2 separate regions of the Homo sapiens genome follow, and region 2 is linked to region 1. Evidence: chromatin loops called from intact Hi-C (ENCODE). Cell type or tissue: chondrocyte. All regions are shown on one strand. Links, peaks and the distances in the headings refer to the core of each region. The heading gives the core; the rest is flanking DNA.

What was found. A loop is a pair of places that touch in the nucleus more often than their neighbours do. Peaks named below come from ENCODE experiments on the same cell type or tissue, not always from the same donor. Only the 100,000 strongest peaks of a DNase experiment are listed, where the experiment ranks them.
Region 2: it touches region 1 in a loop (4-fold over the local background); 3 of 110 quality-filtered maps call a loop at or near these places.

What each region holds. Positions count from the first base shown.
Region 1 is chr2:74,915,521-74,923,660 of GRCh38, reverse strand. All of the region lies in intron 1 of LINC01291 (long intergenic non-protein coding RNA 1291), which reads right to left. It overlaps LOC105374809 (a long non-coding RNA gene), which reads left to right. Exons shown (of 5, transcript NR_187884.1): 5 at 3,375-5,435. Among named protein-coding and RNA genes, the nearest start is that of LINC01291, 11 kb to the right of the region's middle. In chondrocyte, for the core only: CTCF peaks have their summits at 3,475 and 3,722 (motif pointing left); a DNase peak (open chromatin) is centred at 3,659.
Region 2 is chr2:75,286,232-75,294,371 of GRCh38, reverse strand. LOC107985900 (a long non-coding RNA gene) reads left to right here. Exons shown (of 2, transcript XR_001739546.2): 1 at 1-8,140. Among named protein-coding and RNA genes, the nearest start is that of TACR1, 91 kb to the right of the region's middle. RefSeq lists an enhancer at 6,592-6,641. In chondrocyte, for the core only: CTCF peaks have their summits at 3,239 and 3,443 (motif pointing right); no DNase peak of the experiment used is centred there.

The sequences.
Region 1 (8,140 bases), core at 2,259-4,758:
AAAAAGAAAGGGGCATGAAGTAAGACAGGAAAACATGTGACCCTGCTTGTGGCCAGGACCAGGCTGGTGGCAAAGTTTCAAATGGGGGACAAAAGGGTGAGAGATGGCTGGGCACAGTGGCTCATGCCTGTAATCCCAATACTTTGGGAGACCGAGGCAGGCCGATCACAAGGTCAGGAGTTTGAGACCAGCCTGGCCAACATGGTGAAACCCCATCTCTACTAAAAATACAAAAATTAACTGGCAGGTGCCTGTAATCCCAGCTACTTGGGAGGCTGAGGCAGGAGAATCGTTTGAACCCGGGAGGCAAAGGTTGCAATAAGCAGAGATCATGCCTTTGCACTCCAGCCTGGGTAACAGGGCAAGACTCCGTCTCCAAAAAAAAAAAAAAAAAAAAAAAAAGGAAAGAAAAGGAAAAGAGAAGAAAAAGAGAGATGCCCAGAGATAACCGGGGCCAGGGGCAAGTGGGGAGCAGAGAGGGACAAAATTCTCTCCCACTCTGGAAAGGTGAGGTTCAGATGAGGAGGGACTGTCAGAGAACAGCCAAATGACTTTTTCTTCCTGAGAGTTGGGTATTCTTTTTATCATCAGCGAGCAGAAGTGCTCAACTTGGCAGGTTCTGAGGATGAGATTAAATTTCCTCATGAGGCAATCATTGTGATGGTGGCAGGGGAGAGGGGGCAGGAAAGGAAGTTAGATTTGATTAGGGAATAACTGTCAAGGCCTAGCTCTGCCCCTTAGGAAAGCGAGATTCAAGGAGGAAAGGGTAGGATTTTGCCCTCACACCAACCTAGCCTTAAGGCCTGCTGCCACCAGTTACTAGCTGTGTGGGCTCGCAAGCTGCTTAACCTTTTTGAGCCTGTTTCCTCATCTCTACAATTATGAAACAGGAAAAATAAAAGGCCCCTAGAGAATTAGATTCAGGAAGTTGTGGAAAGTGCCCAGTTAGTCAGAATGGGAAGGAGCCTGCTTGTTGGTTCCTTCTCTACCTTCCGTCTTCTCCCTTGACATCTAGATCCAATCCCTGTACAGTTGAGGACACCAGCCTCTGCAGGGATCCCTGAAGACAGATTCTCAGTCATTGTCAACCACACCACCTGGTCCAGGTAGCTTTCCCACTGTTGGGAACTCCAGGCTTTCTCCTCCACTCTAGAAAGCCTGGGTGAATGCAAGTGAGGCTGCAGGGAATGTTGTCTGAGACTGGGATGGGATGGGATGGGATGGGATGGGATGGGATGGGATGGGATAGCTAAGGACAACCGTGGTGGCAGGCCACTTGAGAAGACAGGAGAGACCACAGGTCTGAGACTTCAGAGTAATCAGATAGCCCTGGAAGCTCTGAGAAGGTGGGGGCATTGGCCCAGCACTTCAGGGGGCTATAACCCATGCAGTCACACAGGCTCCATGAGTAGAAGGGCCCTGAACTTGGTTTAACTGCTGTCTACTGTTGTCATCTTGAAATTCTTAAAATTTTTGAACAAGGGCCCCATGTGTTTATTTTATTTATTTGTTTGTTTGTTTTTTACAGACAATAAAAAGTATGTTGTTTACGGACAGGGTTTCACTCTGTCACCCAGGTGAGAGTGCAGTGATGCAATCATAGCTCACTGCAACCTCAACCTTTTGGGCTCAAGCCATCCTCCCACCCCAGCCTCCCTAGTAGCTGGGGCTACAGGCACGCACCACCATGTCTGGCTAATTTTTTTTTAATTTTTGGCAGAGACAGGGTCTGGCTATGTTGCCCAGGCTGGTCTCAAACTCATGGTCTCAAGTGGTCTTCCTGAGTTGCCTCTCAAAGTGCTGGGATTATAGATGTGAGTCACTGTGCCTGGCCCCACATGTTTTTACACTGGGGCCTGAAAATCATGTTTCCAAAACTGCCCAGCACCAACCTGCCAGCTCTGGGAATTCCAGCTCAGCATCCCTGAGCACCCCAGGTGAAGAAGTGGAGAAAGGAGGGGGTTTCTAGAGCAAGTGTTTACAAGGAGACAGAAAATTGAGGGGCCAGCAAGAAAGTGGTTCAAGTGATCAACCGAGAAGGCATCTAGGATGGGTGGAGTCAGCAGGGGACTGATGTATCAGAGGAAAAGGAAAGAGTCTGGGATCTGGGGGTCTTACACATAGACACCACTAGTTGGAGCAGAGGTAGAAGTGTGATTGCACCAGAAGGACAGGGAGCTGGCTAGTCTGGGGCCACAAAAACCAGAGTTTAGGGGAAGATCAGGCAAGCTGTGGCTGTTGATCATGGGACCAGGCTGAGGATGGGAACCGGTGGGAGGATGGGAGCAGTGTCCAAGCAGCAAGTGGAGCACAGTCCCTGATATTCAGAAATTTAGGCAGGCAGGCAGCACCAGAGAAGTTGGCACTAAGGACAAGGGTCCCAGCCACTGTGCAGGGATTCAAGGACAAGACTGGAGTGGGGTGTGCCCAAGCCCTAGAGGGACTCGGGCCTGGACAGGCTCTCAGAACCGAGGCCAGAGCACCAGTGTCCCCATGCCTCCCCCAGAAAAACCCATAACAAGAGCGGCACACAAGAAAAGGGCCAGGTGGGCTGTCTGGGAAGGCCAGCATCTCCTTTGCCACGGCTCCTCCCATGGGTGCCCATTGTTACTCTGTCCATCATTACCGTTTGGCACAACCATCCCCCACAACACCTTTTTCACCCACAACACTTTTTTCTCCCTTGATAGCCTGGAGGCTTCTGAAAGGGAGACACTTTCTCCCCTTTACCTGCTCATCCCCAACACTAAGCAAGGTGTTTGGCACATAGTAAGTGCTTAATAAATGGTGTCTGGCTGGCTGAGCGCGGGCCAGCTGGAACACGGATGGTAGCCCTGCTGGACATTGAGAGGGAGGCAGGGGTGCATAAAAGGGGCATCTGCCAGCTCTGGTATAGACCGCCTGGGTTCTAACCATGCCTCTGCTACTGCTAAATGGACCATCTCGGCCAAGTTATCCAACCTCTGCCCCTATGTTTCCTCATTATAAAATGGAAATTTTTATTTTGTATTATCTTATGTACCTTTGAGTAAATGTGTACATAGCAGTTAGAATAGTGCTGGACAGCACTTTAGGAGGCGGGGGCGGGAGGATCACTAGGTCAGGTGATCCAGACCATCCTGGCCAACACGGTGAAACCCCGTCTCTACTAAAAATACAAAAAATTAGCCGGCCTTCGTCATGGGCTCCTGTAATCCCAGCTACTCGAGAGGCTGAGGCAGGAGAATCGCTTGAACCCGGGAGGCGGGGGTTGCTGTCAACCCAGATCGCGCCATTGCACTCCAGCCTGGGCGACAGAACGAGACTCCGTCTCAAAAAAAAAAAAAAGTACTGGACGTGCCACGCACTTGCTAACACTATCATTAATATGACAGGTAAATAACATCTTTGTGTGGCGTGTTGCAGCTGTCACAGCCGCCAGCAGACAGCCGACTCCCTCACCAGTAAACACCGCGGCTTAGGTGTTGCCCACCGGGCACCGGAAGGCGGCCCCCTTCTCGCTCTCCAGTGAATGTTCCTAAAACAACTGCGGGGTCCAAGAGCACAGGGAGAACAGCGCCCCTGACGCAGGCTGCGCACCCGCCCGGAGGAGGCAGTGCGTCAGTCCTGAGGTCACCGCCACCCGCTCCCGGGGGACGGCCGCCTGGGCAGGTGAGGAGGCGACCACCTCCCAGACGCCTGCCGGAGCTGCGGCGCACCGACTCCCTGCTTCTCCGAGCGGCGAGCGCCACCTGGAGGCTCCCTCGAGATCTGCATTTAGGAGGCGACGGGTCCTTTCATCGTTTTATTCATTAAACATTTATCGAGGCCTGGAGCGATGGTTCAAGCCTGTAATCCCAGCACTTTGGGAGACCGAGACGGGCGGATCACTTGAGGTCAGGAGTTGGAGACCAGCCTGGCCAACATGGCGAAACCCCATCTCTACTAAAAATACAAAAATTAGCCGGGCACGGTGGCGCACACCTGTAATCCCAGCTACTCATGATGAGGCTGAGGCACAAGAATCGCTTGAACCCGAGAGGCGGAAGTTGCAGTGAGCGGAGATGGAGCCACTGTGTGTTAGGCTCTGGCGACGTGGGGAGAAATAAAGATAATGTCTTGTTTCCCAGGGCATTAATAGCGTGATGGGGAAGACAGGCCATCAACAATGTGCAACACTAAGGGCTAGGAAAGAGGTGGATACAAAGGAGGGAATAAGGAATGTGGTCATTCCTTAAGGTGTTTATTGGTGCCAGGTACTGTTCAAGGCACCAAAAAGAATGGAACCAAACAGAGATCCTGCTCCCAAAGAGCTCATAGTGGAAGGACAGCCAGACAAGCTTAGAATTACGGGACAGGCCTAAGAAGGAGCCAGACTGGGGACCAGAGGCGTCCGAAGGGAAGTCCAGGAAGTACCGCAGGAAAACGTGATATATATTAAATCTTAAAGAATGGGCAGGATTTTGCCAGGCTTAGTGACAAGATATCTTCCGTAAAATCGTGGAACTGAAAAGAAAGGATATAGGTTGAAGAAGGGCTAGTTCTGTGTCTGAAATAGAAGGAACATGAAAGAGAAGTGCTGGGACATGGGGCAAAAAAGGGAGTTTGGGGCCAGATCGTGAAAGCCTTGGTTTAACAGGTGAAAAGTTCAAATTTGATCCAGGTAGCTGGCAGAGTCAGAGGTTCTAAAGCAGAGACCTGCTCTATAGAAAGCTCACCATGAAGTACAGCAGTGATGGTGGATGAAGATACCAACAGCTCAACCTCCTATGTGCCAGGGAAATGCTGAGCGCTTAGCACCTGATATTTATCTTAATTCTCTAAATGGGCCTATGGGGTAAGCATATTATTATCCCAATTTTATTGGAATACTTCCCTGGTAGGGCCCCTAAACAGGTAGCCATCAAATGCCTGATAAATTCCAGCTAGCTTTAAATTCTAGTCGCTACAGAGCAGAGCCCTTCCATCGCACTGAGCTGAAGGAGCCAGATGGGCATTACAGACAAGACCCACTCAGTAGGTGAAATCAACAGAGCCTAATGACTATCTAGATCTGCAAGATGAAGAATAGGAAAGAGCTAAAGACAAGATTATGATGAAAAGTTTGATTTTGAAATAATACATTTTTAAGAGCTGAGAAAAACCGTATCCATCATCCAGAACAACCGCCTATTCTACCCACACTCCCAGCACCACATCAGTACACGTGTGCCTGTACTCACCATTCTGCCTTGCCTCCTGCTGGCATGGACGAGTGCTGCGTGTTCCTAAGTGCCACCTTCCGCTGTGCACTCGATCCCATCCTCGCGCCCACGCAAGAACATCGCTTCATCAATTGGTCCTTCTCTCACATATGAAATTTTTGGTCTTTCTACTGAGTCATTCCCATAAATATACATGTGTACTACAATTTCTCTCATCGTAAAAAATAATAAAAATATTTCCTTGACCTCAAATCTCATACCCCTGCCATTCAATTACACCAATCCTCTCCAAAAGAGTTATTTATACTCAAACTCCACTTTCTCTCCTCTCGTTCTTTCTTGAACCCACTTCAGTTTCATTCTCACAACTTCACCACAATTACTCTTCAGGTCCACATTGCAAATCCAACGGTCAGTTGAGAGTCCTCATCTTAGATGACCTGTCAGCAGACTTCCACACAGTTGAGCCTATTCACTCAAGTGCCTAAGGCTATGCACATTCTTCTCTACTGACACTCACTTCCTCGTGATCCTGCCTGGCCTCACGTTTACAACTCCGAATATATTCTTTCCAGCCTGAACTCTCCTCTGAACTTCAGACCCATACATCCCCAACTGCTGACTCAATATCTGCACGTGGATGCCTAATGCGTTCAAACGTAGCATGTCCAAAAGCAAATTCCTAATCCTCCCCCTTCAAACCTTTTGCTCCCATTTGCTCCCACAGCCTTTTCCATCTCAATAAATCAAAACTCTAATCTTCCAGTTGTTCAGAATAAATGCTGTCATCATGTTATCTGTATTTGTCGATATAAATTAGGTGATGCTTCCGTAGCAAAGAACCCCAAAAACACCACAAATGTTCATGTTTTTGCTGATGTCCAGGCTGAGTTGACAGGAGACTCTACTCATCAGTTTCACTGAGGGACTAAGGCTGACGGAGGCTGTATCTTGACAAAATGTTTTCATGTTTTTAGAGACAGGGGAAGGTGCATGTTGCAGGGTCTTGCACTTGCAGTGAAATGCTTCTGCCCAGAAGCCCCGTGCACCTCTTCTGCTTACATTTTATTGTCCAAAACAAGTCATATGGCCACACCTAACTTAAAGGAGGGTTGGAAGCACAAACTTACTAAGTGCCCAAAAAAGAAAACAACTGGCTGGACACGGTGGCTCACACCTATAATCCCAGCACTTTGGGAGGCCGAGGCAGGCGGATCATGAGGTCGGGAATTCAAGACCAGCCTGGCCAACATGGTGAAACCCCATCTCTAATAAAAATACAAAAATGAGCTGGGCTTGGTGGCAGGTGCTTGTAATACCAGCTACTCTAGAGGCTGAGGCAGAGAATTGTTTGAACCCGGGAGGCAGAGGTTGCAGTGAGCTGAGATTGTGCCACTGCACTCCAACCTGGATGACAGAGCAAGACTCCATCTCAAAAAAAAAAAAAGAAAACAACCAAAATATTTGTGAACAGCTCTAATGATGACCACATCATGCTCAACTCCTTTTTTGCCCCTCCCTTTGCACATGCAATCCACCAGCAAAACTTTTCTGACTTTCCAAAATTATCCAGAAATCTGACCTCTTCTCCAGCTCCTCCAAAGCACCAACATCTTTCATCTGGGTCATTACAATAGCCTTTACTGGACCCCCAGCTCCTGCCCTTGCCTCCTCCCACCCCCTACAGCCTGTTCTCCACACAACACCAGAGCAATTCTTTTAAACATGTAACTCCACTCTCAAACCCCTCTAATATTTCCTATGTGACTGAGCACGAAAGCCAGAGACCTTCCAGTGACCCATGATGCTACACAACCTGCCCACTTTGTCCCCACTTCTGGAAACTAATCTCCTGCCAGCTTCCTCTTCAGTCCCTCTTGTCCAGCCACACAGGGCCCCAGTTCTTCCTGGGACGTCAAGCATGCTCAGCCTCAAGGCCTTTGCACCCACTGTTTCTTCTTCCTGGAATGCTCTCCCCAGGTAACCATATGCCTTTCTCCTTCAGGCCTCTGCTCAAATATCTCCTCCTAGAAGCTTTCCCTGATCACCTTATGTAAAATCACACACATGCACATACACACTCCACTCACACCTCCCTGCCCCCTATCCTGTTTTATTTCTCTTCATAGACCTTGTCACTGTCTGGCACATTATATGTTTAATTTGCTTAATATCTGTTTCCCCACTAGAATACACATTTTATGCAGGCAGGAATTTTCTTTTGTCACTACTGCATCTCCAATGCTTAGAATAAAAATGTGTCAAACGTGAAGAAGTGAGGCCCAAGGCTGGTCAGTGCAGAGCTTGAAGTAAACTGTAGCTCTCTGGACCCTCTGTCCAGGGCACCTCTCCGTGGTGCCATGAGGCATTTGTGAAAGGATGTAGTAGGACACACATCGCTTGGGGAATGAAGAGCTGGTGGGTTACCTAAGCCAGAGCTAATACCAGAGTGTGGGAAACTGGAGTGACTGCTCCACATTTTGCACTGAAGTCCCTCCCTGTGGGATGTGGCTGTGGGCAGTGGCTGGGGGGAAACCCTCAGAGCTCCGTTCTGTATGCTGAAGAAACCACATGCAGACACCCGGGAAGGATGACTCAGTCTAGTGGTGATCCTTGTGATTGGTACCCAAGGGGCTACCAGGCTTCTTATTATTAACATGGTGGAAATTAAATGAGACTTAATGCAGGGAAATGTTTGTGGGAAGAGACATTGTGTTGATCAAGCAACCAGCATTCTCCAGCTGCTCCATCCCAGCACCTGCTCTGCTCCCAGCTCCACCTCAGCCTTGCCTCTGGTCTCATCCTCAGACCCAGAAGCAGCATCTCGCCCTCCTGCCCCAGCAGAGCCTGGCCTGACCACAGGCCCCAGCACCAAATGCTGGCCCTTCCCCAATGTGTGTTCTGTGTTGTCTGGCCTCACCTCACCATTTTGTCCTCAGTGATGGGCAGCCACAAGA
Region 2 (8,140 bases), core at 1,946-4,445, 370 kb before region 1:
TGGACAGGCAACCCAACTTATATGCCAAGTCAAAGTCCAGATTCTCCCACATTCTTGTGATAAAGCCAATTTGCATCTTTCTCTAAACACTTTGATCTATTTAAATGTTATTTCAATGCTTTGATATAAAAGATAAGCAATTAAGACTTTATAATTACTCCTTTAGTGAAACAACTTGAAAACATTGTACATTATCACAGAGTTCATAAAGTCAGATTTCATGCTTACAAATAACATATCGATTAGGCACAAAGAAGATCCAGGAAAAAGAGAAAAGCTAGACGATAGTTTGAGTGAGAAGTGGCAGAGTTCATACTACTGTTCTCAGGCCCAGTCCTAGTCTCAGCCTTGGCATCCCCACTTCTCCTTATAGCTGCTGGATATTGATCCCTGCCTTGTTGGCTCAGTCCACTTCAGTTCCCAAAATCCATCCTGACCTCAAAGAGAGAGGAAATAAACTGCTCCAACCTCTTGTTTGGATGCATGAACTAGGCCTTGTGCAGCCGAAAGCACATTCTTGCCTCAGGGTCTTTGCACTGGCTATTATCCCTGCCTGCAAAACTCTTTCCCAAGATATTCACAATGCTTCCTTATCATTAAACTCTTTGCTCAAATGTCACCTTCTAAGTGAAGCCTACCCTGACCATCCCATCTAAAATTTCAATATTCCTTCAACACTCACAATCTCTCTGTTTTTTCCATACTAATTATTACTTGCTAATATAAGATAATTTACTTATTTATCATAATTTTTCTTTCTTTCTTTCTGCTGGAATATAAGCAACATAAGAGCAATAAGATTTGCCTTATTTTCTTACTGATGTATCTCCAGAATGTAAAATAGCCTAACAGAGTAGGTGCATGATAAATATTTGTTTAATGAATAATTGAATCCCCAAGTTGTTGGTCTATTGTAAAGAATCAATATGTTAGAGCAACTACTCTTGTTAAGGGGACTTGTAGGCCTAATCTTAGAGGCTACAACGCTATTCTTGCCATCTCCATCTTAAAAATCAGATCCTGAAGCCAATGTGCCTGCTCAAGCCCTACTATAGGTTTAAGATGGCAGTGGGCCTGCTGTAAACAGCTGGTACTGCATTTTTAGCTTTTGACTTCCCCAATTCTGAGGCCTCTGTTCCCCAACTTGACATTGTTTCTTTGAAGCCTTGGTCCCAGTGTCTTTTAGTTAGTATCCCAAGAAGCCTATACACTGCCTCTTCTACTCCATAATGAGTAAGAAACCTGGCTCTAGTCTCTATAATGACACTTTGTGTGGGTGATTAGAGCAGATTTCTATCTATTAGCTGTAGCTTATAATATGACTGAGATATGAGTCATAGCATAGGTTTTGCCAGGAAAGTAGCCATTGTTTTCCATTCTTTATTGTTTCTGATAAGAAGCCAGCCGTGATCTGCATCCATTTTCCACTGTATGTAATACATCATTGTTTCTCTGGTTGCTTTCAAAATTCTTTTTTATCTTTCCATTTTATCTATTTGACTATGATATGTCTTGATGTGATTTTCTTTGCATTTATATTTATTGGGGTTTGTGGGCGCATTTTGGATCTTTAAATTGATGTCCTTCATAAGTTTCATTCAGTGTTTCTTTAAGTATTTTTTCTGCTCAATTTTTTTTATCTCTTCTCTTCCCAGGACTCCAATTGCATACACATTAAGCTACTTGATAAATGGTTTGACAGTTCTCTGAGAGACTGTTCATTTTAATTCCATCATTTTTTCTCTGTTCTTCGGATTAGATCATTTCTATTGATCTATTTTCAAATTCACTGACTCTTGCTATTTTTAATCTACAGTTAAGTCAATAAATTTTTATTTCTATAATTTTATTTTTTTCAGCTCTAGAATTCAAATTTTGTTCTTTAATATAGTTTTTTTCACTATGGATATTCTCCATTTGCTTATTCATTGTACATATATTTTCCTTTAAGTCCTTGACTATATTTATAACAGCTGCATTAAAGTCCTTGTCTGATAATTGCAGCATCTAGACAATATTGGGTCTGGTTTATATTTTTCTCCTCGTCCTCATCTTCCTTCTTCTTGAGTATCACCATCATTTTTGTGTTTCTACATGTCTTATTTTTTAACTGAAAACTGTACATTATGAATATATAGAGTAGATGTTGAGAGCTATGAGGTGTCAAGGTGATCAATTCAGGCAACAGCCAAACTGAAAGCAACAATCAAGCCTTTATTCACTTACTGTGTTAGTCTAAGCAAGAGGCCAAAAAGAGAAGAGTAGTGCCAGTTCTCTCAATGCTCCATTTTTTCCTCATGGAGTGCCACCAGGTGAGGGTCAGATGGATCACTGCAGCTGGGGAACAAAAGGTTCCTGCCATTTTCTGGACTCGGGGGATGGAATGAGAGAAACAGGAAAAAGATACGCATGAAAGACTGAGTCAGAGTGGTGAAAAGTGTCCTCAAGGATAAGGAGGTCTTAGCAGTGGTGCCTGCATGGTATCTAAGCTGAACCCCACCCCACCCTACCCATAAGGAGGCTGCTGAATGGAGGTGCCTTGGCTGGAAATGCAGATATGCACAAGAGCATGGCTAGCTAGGGTTGGTGGAGAGGGTGACTGAGTCCTCCACTTCAGAGTCTTCAGTCTCTGAAGGAGTCTCAACTTCCTTCAGAGATTGCAATGTACTAACTGTGCACCAAGTCTGGCACGGGGAGGGAGGGTAAGTTTTCCCCCTTGCCAGGCTGCCAGGTAAATCTTTGTAATTGTTTATGGTTATACAATTTTGACCTGAAGCCAACTCCTCCATGGAGGCTTTAGATTCTGTTATTTCTCTGGAGCATGATTTGTTTTTTTTCTAGCAGAGAGTTAACTTAGCTAGAGTCAAACTCCAAATGGTCTCCCTTTCCATTGGCAGCAGCTAGAATCTCCACTCAGTTTTTTCAGTTTTCAGCTGCTTCTTTTTGATCAGGCTCTCTTGGGTCCCACACTTATAGTATAGTTTGACAGCTAGCCAAAGCTTTGGGCATATTTTAAATGCATATTTTGGGGCTCAATCCCTCTGAGGAACCCTTCCTTCCAGGATTTCCACTATAGAGTGGGTTGAATGGTAGCCCCCCCCACCCCTGCCAAAATATATTTCTGCATCTTAATCCCTGGAACCTATGAATGTTACCTTCAAAATGAATAAATGAAATGAATGGGGCAAAGATGTGATTAAGAATCTTGAGAGCAGGAATTTATCCTGGATTATCTGGGTGTGCCCTAAATGCAATCACATGTATTCTAATAAGAGAGAGACAGGAAGTGTTGGGACAGAGACACATAAAAGAAGACATACAGAAGAGTAGGAGGCAATGTGACTTTGGAAGCAGAGAGTGTAGTGATAATTTGCAAGCCAAAGAATGCCTAGAGTCACCAGAAATTTGAAAAGGCAAGGAATGGATTTTCCCTAGAGCCTCCAGAGGGAGCACGGCTCTGCTGACTCCCTGATTTCAGGCTGCTGACAGCCAGAACTGTGAGAGAATAAATTTTTGCTATTGCAGTCCACCTAGTTTATAGCCACTTGTTACAGCAGCCGTAGGAAACCAACACACTTTTGAACATTCTGGTTGCTCTAATGCTGTGACCTTTGCCCTCTCACACCTCAGGACAGCACATTTGTGGATTTCTGTGCTCAGAGTAGTGGGTGAATTGGGGAAAGTACTCAGGCAAAAAGCCTCAAACTATAAATCCCTGGGTCCTCTTAATTATGCCCTTAGATTCAGGTTGTTTCAACACAGCTCCTGGGTGAAGGGCTAGGATTGCAAGTTGTAAACACATTTGCTAATCTCACTTTTTACCAGTCTGGAAATAGCATTTCAGTTTACTGGCCATGGGGCAGTGCTCCTAGCATAATGCATGGTAATGCCTCTGGTACCTGAATGAACTTTAAGAAGTATGCTACAGTGCAAAATGATCACTCCATACTGCTTAATACTTTGCTTTCCCTGTTACAAAATCAGGAAAGCAAATTGGTGCTGCCCCATCATGAACCCTGGCTCACTCTTTCTTCCTAGGAGCCCATATGGAGGAGCCCATCAAGGTTATCTGTGAATTTTTCCACATGTGGCAGCAAGGGGGATCATTGCGCTGGAATCTGATTTAATCTGATTATCAGGTACCTCAAACAAATGTAATACATCATTCCTTGGCTTAACATCCTTTTTAAAAAAACTTTTCACACCTTCAGAACAAATTCCAAATTGTATGGCATATAACGTTTTTCATTGGTGGTTTCCAAGCTAAGATTTCACCTTTTTACTGTGTCTCAAACATGCCAGGCTCTTTGATGCCTTTCTTCTTAGCCACATGCCTCAGGATAGTTTTAAGGCTACTCACAAATATTCTGCTTCCCACTCTCCAGGAACATGGAAGAATGACTCTCCCGCCCACTTGAAGTTAGGCGTGGCCATGTGCCTTGTGTTCCCCAGTGGAAGTTGAGTAGAAGTGTTGTGTGTCACTTTTGGAGCCAGTATGTTTTGATATATTTAATTTTGTCTCTGGCATGGTAACAAGCAACTTTGAAGCTTGCTTCCTGAATGACAGTAATACACAATGTGCCTGCAAACCCAGAAAGGGCACACAGTGAAAGAAATAAACCTTTACCATTTTAAGCTGTTAATGTTTATTGGCTGTTTATTACAGAAACAGCTGTAATGTCTTGTTATTCTTAGTGTTACAGGACAGAGAAATATGTTACAGGAAAGGGGTCCCCATCCAGACCCCTAGAGAGGGTTGTTGGATCTCACACAAGAAAGAATTCAGGGCGAGTCCGCAGTGAAAAGTGAAAGCAAGTTCATTAAGAAAGTAAAGGAATAAAAGAATGAGTACTCCATAGACAGCATAGCCGAGGGCTGCTGGTTGCCCATTTTTACGGTTATTTCTTGATGATATGCTAAACATGGGGTGGATTATTCGTGCTCCCCTTTTTCAGACCATATAGGGTAACTTCCTGACGTTGCCATGGCGTTTGCAAACTGTCATGGCACTGGTGGGAGTGTAGCAGTGAGGATGACCAGAGGTCACTATCCTGGCCATCTTGGTTTTGGTAGGATTTAGCCAGCTTCTTTACAGCAACCTGTTTTATCAGCAAGATCTTTATGACCTGTATCTTGTGCCGACCTCCTATCTCATTCTGTGACTTAGAATGCCTTAACTGTCTGGGAATGCAGCCCAGTAGGTTTCAGCCTCATTTTGCCCAGTTCCTATTCAAGATGGAGTTGTTCTGGTTCACATGCCTCTGATACTTGCATGTCTATAAAAGTTCTACTTTTGCAGCATTCAATGGCCAAGTAAAATGGCCTCTCTGGGAAACCTTCTCTAACTCCACTATGCAAGTAGGCACTTCCTTTTCTGTACACCTTGGTTGTTTTTTCTTTTCAAGACCAATATACCTCTACAGTTGATGGTTTTAGGCCAAACCAAGTGTGCCAAAAGAAAGTGAAAATAACTGTTGCTTTTTTTCTACTTACTCTAGGATGAAAAAATGGTCTCTGCATTTATTTCTACTTCACAGAACAGAGTCCCAATTCTGGTAGTCATAACTTTGTGGGCAATTTATCCTCCCCTATAGGAAACCCAGGTTTTAGTAAGATGCTAGGGGGTGAGTGAAATCTTGATTTGAACTTAGAAAACTGTAGTAGTTTAGCTGTTTTCTATCACAATGCTAAGTTGCCTAAATGTCTTTCCAGACATAAAAGAAGTCTTCACAACAATAAGGAGTAACAGTGATAGAAGATCTTGCTCATGATATAATGAGGCCAATTCAGTGTGCAACGGGGCCTCTGCTCCAGGTGTTCAGTCACCATGTGTGGAACTACAGCAAATACTATGAGAAAGAGAGAAATTCTGCCTTTGCCCACTGCGTTTGATGATCTCCTTGCCAGTTGTGGATTGGCAAATGGAAAGGAAGTATCATCAGGAAGGGAGAAATAGAGATACAAAAAGATGAAGTTTCACGGCCAACATCCCACAGGAATTTAATGATCAAGCAATGGCATCATTATTTATTTGTAGATATGATGTGATTTTTAGGGGCAGTCAGAGGCTTTCTCTGTCCACAGTTGCCTTTGTGGTACCTAAAATCCTACCACCGAGGAGTAATTTTCTTTGGATTGTAAAGTCTGTCTGACTTCTAGGGTTCTCCATGGTCATGTAACTATCATGGGAGGAAGTAACAACTTCCTCCATGAGCTAACATGACAATTGTGAAAACAAGGCTCTGTAAAAAAGGAACAAGGCTAGGCATCTGCTGAGAGGGTAAGGACATGAATCATGTCCACTGATTTCTACTTCAATGTTTAACTTCTAGAATACTTAGCTTTGAGAGCCAGATTTAGGAAGAGAAAGGGCAAGAGGTGGCCTATGGAGGGAAGGAGAAGCAGCTAGATATGTAAAATAGCTGATCTGAAATTATCCACTAATTCAAGTTAAGGTACATTAATTTCTCCAGAGGCTGCTGGGATGCTTTGTCTTGGTGCAATGAGCTAAATGAAACTGTTCTGTAATTCATCACTGAAGTTACTGCCTATCACTTTCATTTCTCACAGGTGCCCAGCCATAAGTAAGCAGATTATGCTGCTTGCTATCCACAGGGATGGAGTGTGTTTGTTTCATTGCTATTTAAATGCAGATTTGAATCCAAGCCTATTGGTGATATGATTGCCAAGATCCTCACTGGGAGATTTAATTCTTCAATACATTGGAAGATGTCCAAATTGTCCTGGCTGTGCTGAGCATAGGTGGATGGAAATGGCATGACCAATTAAGGACACCATCAATCAGTCAATTAATAAGCAGTAATTGAACAAATATAGGACACTTGGTTAAGCATTATGGAGAACATAAACATGCTAAGAATTAGTCCCTACCCTGAAATTATTTAGGAAATACTGAAAGTCCACTTTCTGTCTTTCTTTCTTTTCTTTCTTTTTTTTTTTTTTTTTTTGACAGTCTTGCACCGTCGCCTGGGCTGGAGTGCAGTGGCGTGATCTCGGCTCACTGCACCCTCTGCCTCCCAGGTTCAAGCGATTCTCCTGCCTCAGCCTCCTGAGTAGCTGGGATTATAGGTGCGCACCACCACTCCCAGCTAATTTTTTGTATTTTTAGTAGAGACAGGGTTTCACTATGTTGGCCAGACTGGTCTCAAACGCCTGACCTCGTGATCCACCCGCCTTGGCCTCCCAAAGTGCTGAGATTACAGGCGTGAGCCACCAGGCCCACTTAAAGGCCACTTTCAACCCTATTGACTTCCTTCACTCAGCCAGTAGTAGCCAGCACCTGCAGGTTCACTCTGAGTCCATCACAGGCATGTAGGCGTTCCTTTGCCTTAAATGGCTCTGGGAATCATCTTCTGTAGCCAAGCTCCCCAAGCTGTCACTTATGACAGCTGCATGACACTACTGCTGCTGCTAATCTATACATCCAACTCACCCTCTGCCGTAGTTTTCAGGCTTTTGTTTTGTTTGTTTTGTTTTGTTTGTCCTTATTCCTATTATTACTGGCTCTCAGCCCTGAACCCCAGCCCAGTCAGTGAAAGTCCTGATTCCCTCAGCTTCTTTGCCCTCCCACTAAAGAAGGGTTTCTCAAACTTGGCACACCTGATGTTCGGGGCCAGATAATTCTTTGTTGTGAGGCTGTCCTGTGCATTTGGGAGGTTTAACAGCATCCCTAGCCTCTCTACTCACAAGACACCACTAGCAGCCTCCACTCCCACAGTTATGACAATTAAAAGTGTCTTTAGACATTGCCAAATGTCCTTTGGAGGTCAAAATTACCCCCAGTTGAGAACCCTTGCTCTAAATGCTCTTCTACATGTCTCCTTTGACTCAGAAAGACTTCCTTGGGCTGTGAGTCCATGACTGCAGTCATGAACTTCTGACTTTGTACTTTTCTTTCTCCTTCCACTGGTGTTATAAGCCCCATGAAGGCACAGTGCTTGTCTTCCCTATCTCACTTCTAGGTCAATGCTTGACATAGAAAAGACACTTGAGGTTTATTTTTTAAATGCCTGACAGCCCGAGTGCCTCCATCCTGGAATCAAGGGAGAGATGGGGAGATTTAATTCTTCAGTACATTGAAACATGTCCAAGTTGCCCTGGCTGCATTGAGCATAGATGA